Regions from separate parts of the Homo sapiens genome. Here region 1 is linked to region 2. A link is a contact called in ENCODE Hi-C or POLR2A ChIA-PET data. All regions are on one chromosome and are shown on one strand. The core of a region is the stretch at or near the end of the contact, and the rest is flanking DNA. Distances in the headings are between cores, read along the strand shown. Region 1 holds the start of SKOR1-AS1 (SKOR1 antisense RNA 1). Region 2 has its middle 75 kb from the start of RNU6-1.

Region 1 (3,739 bases), core at 1,030-3,529, 76 kb after region 2:
ACGCATCCCTGAAGCCCGGGTGCTGACACCACAGATGTTCAATATTTGTTGAAGGAATGGAAGTAGGAAGGAAAGTCTGAGCTGGTCAGGGCTTCTGGAGTAACTCTAACAAGGAAAGCGGAGGCTGCACTTGTGGTCTCAAATCTTTTCCAAACTCCACTGCGTAAAAAAAAAAAAAAAAAAAAAAAAAAAAAGTCTTTGAAACCAGACTCGCATCCAAATCCCAACTACTTTAACCAGTGGCAGGATCACTGGAGCAGATGGTTTAACCTCCCAGAGCCTGTTTGCTAAACTGCAAAATGGGGGAAATGATACCATTTAGGTTAAGCGCCTGGCTCTTTCTAAATGTTGGCTCAAACGGTGGTGACCCTTCCCAGACTTCCACCACTACTGGAAGTTTGCGTCCCAAAGCAGACACCCTCATCGCCTTGGCTCCGAATGCAGAGAGCTAGTTCCGAGAAGCCGAGGGGAAGCTGAAGGCGCGCCCTGGCCAACCCTCCCCACGATCCCCCGCCGCAACCCCTGTCGGCCCCTTCCAGCCCACAGTGGGTGGCCCCAGGCCTCGCTAGGGTCACGTCTCTCGGGTCCCCGCGCAGGGAAGGGTCCAACCAGCGACTCGCAACCTTTTCGGGGTCCCGAGTCCAACACCCGTGGGAATCCCATGGGCACCATGGCCCCTCGCTCCAAAAATGCTTTCGCGTCGCGCAGACACTGCTCGGTAGTTTCGGGGATCAGCGTTTGAGTAAGAGCCCGCGTCTGAACCCTCCGCGCCGCCCCGGCCCCAGTGGAAAGACGCGCAGGCAAAACGCACCACGTGACGGAGCGTGACCGCGCGCCGAGCGCGCGCCAAGGTCGGGCAGGAAGAGGGCCTATTTCCCATGATTCCTTCATATTTGCATATACGATACAAGGCTGTTAGAGAGATAATTAGAATTAATTTGACTGTAAACACAAAGATATTAGTACAAAATACGTGACGTAGAAAGTAATAATTTCTTGGGTAGTTTGCAGTTTTAAAATTATGTTTTAAAATGGACTATCATATGCTTACCGTAACTTGAAAGTATTTCGATTTCTTGGCTTTATATATCTTGTGGAAAGGACGAAACACCGTGCTCGCTTCGGCAGCACATATACTAAAATTGGAACGATACAGAGAAGATTAGCATGGCCCCTGCGCAAGGATGACACGCAAATTCGTGAAGCGTTCCATATTTTTACATCAGGTTGTTTTTCTGTTTTTACATCAGGTTGTTTTTCTGTTTGGTTTTTTTTTTACACCACGTTTATACGCCGGTGCACGGTTTACCACTGAAAACACCTTTCATCTACAGGTGATATCTTTTAACACAAATAAAATGTAGTAGTCCTAGGAGACGGAATAGAAGGAGGTGGGGCCTAGGCAGATTCATCTCTGCGGTGCATTTTGCCTCTGGCCCTCGGGCCCTAGTTTGCGATCTTTCCCATCTTGCCTCTGCTTCCCTCTGCACAATCCTGAGTATTGCAGTACCTTACACTTAAGGAAATTTCGTCTTGCCAAAGTTGATCCATTTCAGCTCCGAAACATAACAGGAACTAGTGCAACGATAAACGTATGAGGAACTTGCAATAAGAGTGACAGAATCCTTTGAATCAAAAAAAAAAAAAAAGCCACCACTTAATGAGTATCTACCATATGTCAAGGGCTTCACCAATATTTCATTGAAATATTCCAGACCAAATAAATAAATAATAAAAGAAAAAAAGAAAAGGGGGAGGGGGCAGAAAAATAAAATAATGTTTAAAAAATTCCTGACAGCCCCACCCTGTGGGTTTTACTGTTTTACTGTCATCATTTTACACCAATCACTGAGAGGTAAAGCCTGATAAGACTTACAGAGGCACAGACCCTGAAAAGATCGGGACCCAGGTCTCAGGTAATTGAGTTACAAAAACACAGTCCCGAGTGGTAAGACAAAGAGGAAACAAAGTCCAACCACGTTCAGATTTCCTGCGATGACTTAGGCAATGTTTTCTGAAATATCTTTCCAACAGAAAAATGGTGCAACTGCTTTGCTAGTGCTTCAGCATGCACGTGGGCCCTGCGGCCACTGGGACCTCAGTCGATCTGCCGGGAGCGGCCGCACAGCTCCCAGCCTCCAGGCGCGCCGCAGGAGGACTGTTAGGCTCGAAGCCCCGGAGCCACCCAGGGACAGCGGCGGGTACTCTACCAGCGGGCGCTGGGAGCTGCCGGGCAGCATTCCATTCAGGACTCATTCCTTTTCTCTTCAGTGGAAGTGAAATGATCCTTTCCAGGTAACAGCCGAGCATAGGGGACTGCGGGACATCTCCGCCTCTTCCTTGGCTCTGGGCCTTCGATGTAAGGCGTTAGAGGACAATCTTTGTTGGCTGGATTTCTGTTCTTCCCCTAGAGATATCTGGTTCTTTGGAGGCCACTTGGGCAATTGGGTGAGTAGTTTTAAATGTCTCCCTTGGGATGCCAAATAAGAAAACGACCAATGTCGATGTGGCTCCCTCTCTTTCAGCACAGACAACCCATCAGACTGGAATATTATTAGTCTACGTATGTGGAAGGGGGTGTTATGGGGAGTAAAATAGAATCCAAGAGTGAAGGACTTGGCCCAAAAAGGACTGTTGAGATTGTTCTAAAGAAACTGGTCGGGCGCAGTGGCTCACGCCTGTAATCCTAGTACTTTGGGAGGCTGAGCTGGGAGGATACCGAGGTCAGGGGTTCGAGACCAGTCTGGCCAACAAGGTGAAGCCCTGTCGCTACTTAAAAGAAAAGAAAAGATTAGAACAGAAATTAGGAAAAAGACAGGCAGTTCCTAGCCCCAGAAAATCCAGAGACCTGGCTGACTTCCTTTCCTCTGCACTAACCTGCTGAGGGAACTTGGGCAAGTCTTCGCCTCTTTGGACACATAGAGTCAATGCATTGGCGTTGCAGGATGCCCTTCCAACCTCTGTGCTTCTAGATTCTTATGAATGTGTCTCCAGAAACTCAATAGTCCATGCATTGGCGTTGCAGGATGCCCTTCCAACCTCTGTGCTTGTAGATTCTTATGAATGTGTCTTCAGAAAGCTCAATAGTCCAGGCTTGAAAAAGCACCGGTTTGTCCTCCTTTCTGGGCCCCCTTTCTGGGCCCCTGGAGGAGAGGAGGGTGATGGACTGGGGTACATTTTGGGACTCTAAAAGCATTCCTGGCTTGAGTCTCAGGAAAGTGAATTCAGAGGGAGTTGTAATCTTTGCAAACACCAATACAATAGCACTTCTTGTATGCCAGGAGCTGTTCTCAGTGCTTTACATATATTAACAGAAAACAGTTCTATGAAGTAGGTACTGTTAATCTCCCTATGTTATAGATGAGGAAGCTAAGGCACAGAGAGATTCAACAACTTGCCCAATGTCACTCATCAATGACAGGGCAGCATTGAGACCTCAGTAAATCTGGCTCCAGAGTTTGTGCTCTTAGCCAAGCATCTGAGGATGGAGAGAGGAGATGAGGCTGTTTAGAATTCATGGGAAGAGCATGCAGATCCAGTTCTGCTTTTGTTGGTGTTCTGAATTCAAGGCAGGAGTCACATGTTTGCAACGGATCAAGGCTTTAGAGCAGGGTAGCTACGAATGGGTGGACCTGTGTGCCAGTGACCTGGAAAAGTATGACGGAGTGAAGGAATACCCCCTTTAGGACACAGTTGGAACAGGAACAAAGTTTTCCTTTTCTAGGTTAACAATCACTTA
Region 2 (4,025 bases), core at 523-3,022:
TAAAACCCAGGCTCTCCCTCTAATTAACTAGGACCTGGGCAAGATATTTAATTTCTCTGTGCCTCAGTTTGTCATGGATAAATGGGACTTACAGTGCCTCCTTATAGGACTGTAGCGAGCTTAATTCAACTAACACATATAAAAACACTTATCACAGTGGCAGGCACATATAAGCCTAATGAATGTTAGCTTTTATTCTCATTTTCACAGATGACGTAAGTGAGGTAAGTGAGGTTCAGAGAGGGAAAGTAGCATGCACAATGTCAAACAGCCAACTGGAGACAGAGCTAGGCCTAGTGCCTGGGACTTTTCTGTCTCTCTGCAATACTCTTTCTCCTTGTACCACCCCAAGTTGCTTAGATATACATAAAGCATCTCTGGAGAGATACACAGAAAAATGAACAGTAGTGGTTACCTGTGGGCAGATAGAGACCAGAAGAATTGTGGAAGAGTAGAAGAGAAGACATCTTTTCACTGGAATTTAAAATTTTCAAGCCACATGACTGTATTATTAACACCAAATAAGGAGACAAATAGATGGATTAATTAAATAAATGGGATTGACTGGGTACAGTGGTCCACACCTGTAATCCTAGCACTTTGAGAGGCCAAGACAGGAGGATCACTTGAGCTTAGGAGCTCAAGACCAGCCTGAGAAACATAGTGAGATCTCATCTTTTTTTTTTTTTTTTTTTTTTTTCAAAAAAGGTAAATAAATGGGACTAATAATGCCTTTCTCATGGTGGAGAACAAATGAGATAACAGAAGTGAAAAGACTTCTACACTAAGTGACAACCAGATGTGAAGGGTTATGACTAGTAATTATGGTGCTTTTTAGTAAAAGCAAACTTTGCTCTGGGTTTATGGAACAAACTGTAAGAAAGGACATAAATTTCAGGCTGTTCATTAGCCAAGTTCTCCTCTTTGAGATGAAGTAGGTTTCCTTGGCCACAGGTGAAGCCATCTTGTACTGCAATGGAAATTTCCATCTTGGCATCCACAAATGAGAGCTTCCCTTCCCCCACACATACTGGCTCTCCTGAGCCCAACACATTGCATCCAGGCCGTCAGTTGGAGAACTCTTCTGGAAAACATGATTAAGGCTGCACAAACTGGGGGGTTTATTGGGTATGACAGTGAGGGCCACGGTTTGTTTTTCAAGGGAGGGAGCTAAGTCCCAGAAATAGCTGAGCTCGAGATGGCAGGCGGCTGGCAAAGGCAGGAGGCTCCAGGGCAACGCTCCCAGGCCATGTTGACTTAGGACCGGCTGCCTGAGCATTGTAAACAATTGCAGAAATGATTTCCTACCCTGGCAGAAGTCTTGTTTGGACAAGGGATCCCCCCTCCTTCTTTAAAAGGCAGTTTTATCATTTGTTTGCAAAAATGTTCAATCCCCTCTTTCTTTTCTTGTTCCCTCTGTGGCTCTGGTCTCCCCCAGAGCCAGATGAAAAATCTTTGTGTTTCTTTAATGTTAACCAAACCCCCACTCCTTTTTTAAACTGTTCCAGGTCTGCTGGACAAATACTTCCCAGCAACAGGACTAACAAGCGTCTGTTAAGGATTTTGTTAGGCTGTAGTCTTTAGCTGAAGTGACTTAATTTTTTTTTTCTCCTTGCTTATTACATTTTTAACTCCTAACACAATAAAATCTGCACACACAAGGATTGGGAGAGCCATAAAAATGAAACTCATAATGTCTTGGCCTGAACTAGCGAATGCTCCATCTAGACACTGATGTAACAGATTTGGTCTCACCCATCCTCCCAAGATGTCAGACTAGGAAATAAAACTAGTTGTAAGGGAGTAAGCTTAAAACAGAATTGTGAGCTCTGTCAGGCTGCTGGCTGGGGTGGGGCTTCTGAGAGGCTGGGGGATGGGCTGCACATTCTGAAAAGCAGCCAGAACACTGAGCAGCTCAGAAAGAAGGAATACTCTGTTCTTGACCACCCAGGGACAAGGGCAGCCAGGGGCCAGATGCGGAGCGTGATATGCTAACCTACATAGCCCACATGTCACCTCACTCCAAAAGGGAGGAGGAGGAAAAGAATAAGGAGGGATAAGAGTGGAAGATGGAAAAAGGAAAAGAAAGAGAGGGAGAGGAGATAGGAAGGAAGGGGTGCTTGGAGAGCAGAGGCGGCAGAGGCTGTATCAGTCATAGTCCCAGCTGGAAACAAGCCACTCACAAGCTTGGTAATGGAAGAGAGTTTAGTAAAGGGATTATTGACGAGGTATAGGCAAGAGTTAAGGGAAACCAAGAGGATGGTGCTACAATCCCATAGCCTGCAGCCACAGGGGAGGAGCTGTTACCACTGAGACCTGAAGGTCTTCCTCTAAAGACATTACGTAAGACATAGCTTCTCATCATTATTTCACCAGGAAATATATCACTCTACTTGAGGACATGTTAGAGACAGATGATGAATCCAAATTTAGAACTGACATAGGAGAAAACTGAGGTATAAACAGGCTGGTGGTAAGCATTAAATGTGTTTGAACATGAAAGCCTATATAACCGTAATGATCACATTTACTGGAAAATAATATAATCGTTATAGTTATTGTGGGAAAAAAAACACTCTACAAAATGTTTCTTTGTTAATCATTGCTGTTGTTGATAATAGAACATATGGGGGAAATTCCTAAAACTATAATTAAAGAAGGAATGGAAGGAAAAGGAGATTGGTGTTTGCTTGTTTGTTTTTATGGTAGCAAAATATATATAACATCAGATTTACTCTTTTTTGGAGATAGGGTCTTGCTCTGTCACCTAGACTGGAATGCAGTGATGCAATCACGGCTCACTGCAGCCTCAACCTCTCAGACTTGAGCAATCCTCCCACCTCAGCCTCCCAAGTAGCTGGGACTACAGATGTTCACCACTATGCCCAGCTAATTTTTAAATTTTTTGTAGAGATTGGGTCTTTCTATGTTGCTCAGGCTGGTCTCAAACTCCTAGATTCAAGCAATCCTCCTACTATGGCCTCCCAAAGTGCTGGGGTTACAGGTGTGAGCCAACATGCCTGGCCAAATTGACCAGTTCTGTGGTGTTAAGTACATTCACACTGCTGCACAATGATCACCACCATTTATCTCCAGAACTTTTATCTTCCCAAACTGAAACTCTATACCCACTAAACACTAACTCCCCATTCTCTTTCCTTAACCCCTGGCAACAACCATTCTACTTTTTGTCTCTATGATTTTTGACTATTCTAGATATCTCAAATAAGGGGAATCATACAGTGTGTGTGTGTGTGTGTATGTGTGTGTGTGTGTGTGTGTGTGTCTTATTTCACTTAGCATAACGTCCTCAAGGTTCATTCATGTTGTAGCATTTATGGGAATTTCCTCCTCTTTTAAGGCTGAGTATTTCATTTCATATATATATATATATATATATATATATATATATATATATACACACACACACACACACACACACAGCATTTGTTAATCCACTCATCTGTTAATGGGCACTTGGGTTGCTTCCATCTTTCGACTGTTGTAAATAATGCTGCTATGAACATGGGTGTGCAAATACATAAGTCCCTGCTTTCACTTCTTTTGAGTAGAATTGCTGAATCATATGATAATTCTATGTTTAATCTCCTTTTTAAAATTTTAGTTATTTATTTAGAGATGGGGTCTCACTCTGTCACCCAGGTGTAATGCCCTGGCTACGATCACACCTCCCTGCAGCCTTGAACTCCTGAGCTCAAGTGATCCTCTCACCACAGCCTCCCGAGTAGCTAGGACTACGGGCGTGCACTGTTGTGCCTGGTCTATGTTTAATTTCTTGAAGAATCACCACACCGTTTTCCACAGTGGCTGCTGCAAGGGTGATTTTTTTAAATCGCCAATTTCCGTTTTTTTTTTTTTTTTTAAGAGGGAATAAATGGTACTGTTTCTTTTTTGAAGATTATAAATTGAGAAATACTGATTGAATATATTATTTTTATTTATTTGTTTGTTTTCTGGAGACAGGGTCTAACTCTGTCACACAGGCTAGAGTGCAGTGATGCAAT

What was found. Hi-C counts contacts between places; a loop is a spot of excess contacts on that map. ChIA-PET counts read pairs that join two places held with the same protein, here RNA polymerase II (POLR2A). Pooled maps may share reads with other maps.
Region 1: a loop to region 2 is called in a pooled map, with 7 times the contacts of the local background. The contact joins the promoter of SKOR1-AS1 here to the enhancer-like site in region 2. A Hi-C loop is called at or near these places in 1 of 168 maps with a recorded cell type or tissue (Caco-2) and 7 of 50 pooled maps. POLR2A ChIA-PET finds 5 or more read pairs at or near these places in 3 of 52 experiments (A549, Caco-2 and WTC11).

The regions. Positions count from the first base shown.
Region 1 is chr15:67,837,419-67,841,157 of GRCh38, reverse strand. SKOR1-AS1 (SKOR1 antisense RNA 1) reads left to right here and starts at 2,279. Exons shown (of 3, transcript NR_120345.1): 1 at 2,279-2,448; 2 at 3,725-3,739. It overlaps RNU6-1 (RNA, U6 small nuclear 1), which reads left to right and starts at 1,113; the gene lies at 1,113-1,219. RefSeq lists enhancers at 1-222, 718-767, 223-1,175.
Region 2 is chr15:67,912,996-67,917,020 of GRCh38, reverse strand. No RefSeq gene overlaps it. Among named protein-coding and RNA genes, the nearest start is that of RNU6-1, 75 kb to the right of the region's middle. Within about 2 kb of position 1,772, at least 25 of the 41 ENCODE cell types and tissues checked have a DNase peak (open chromatin) inside an H3K27ac peak, as active enhancers do.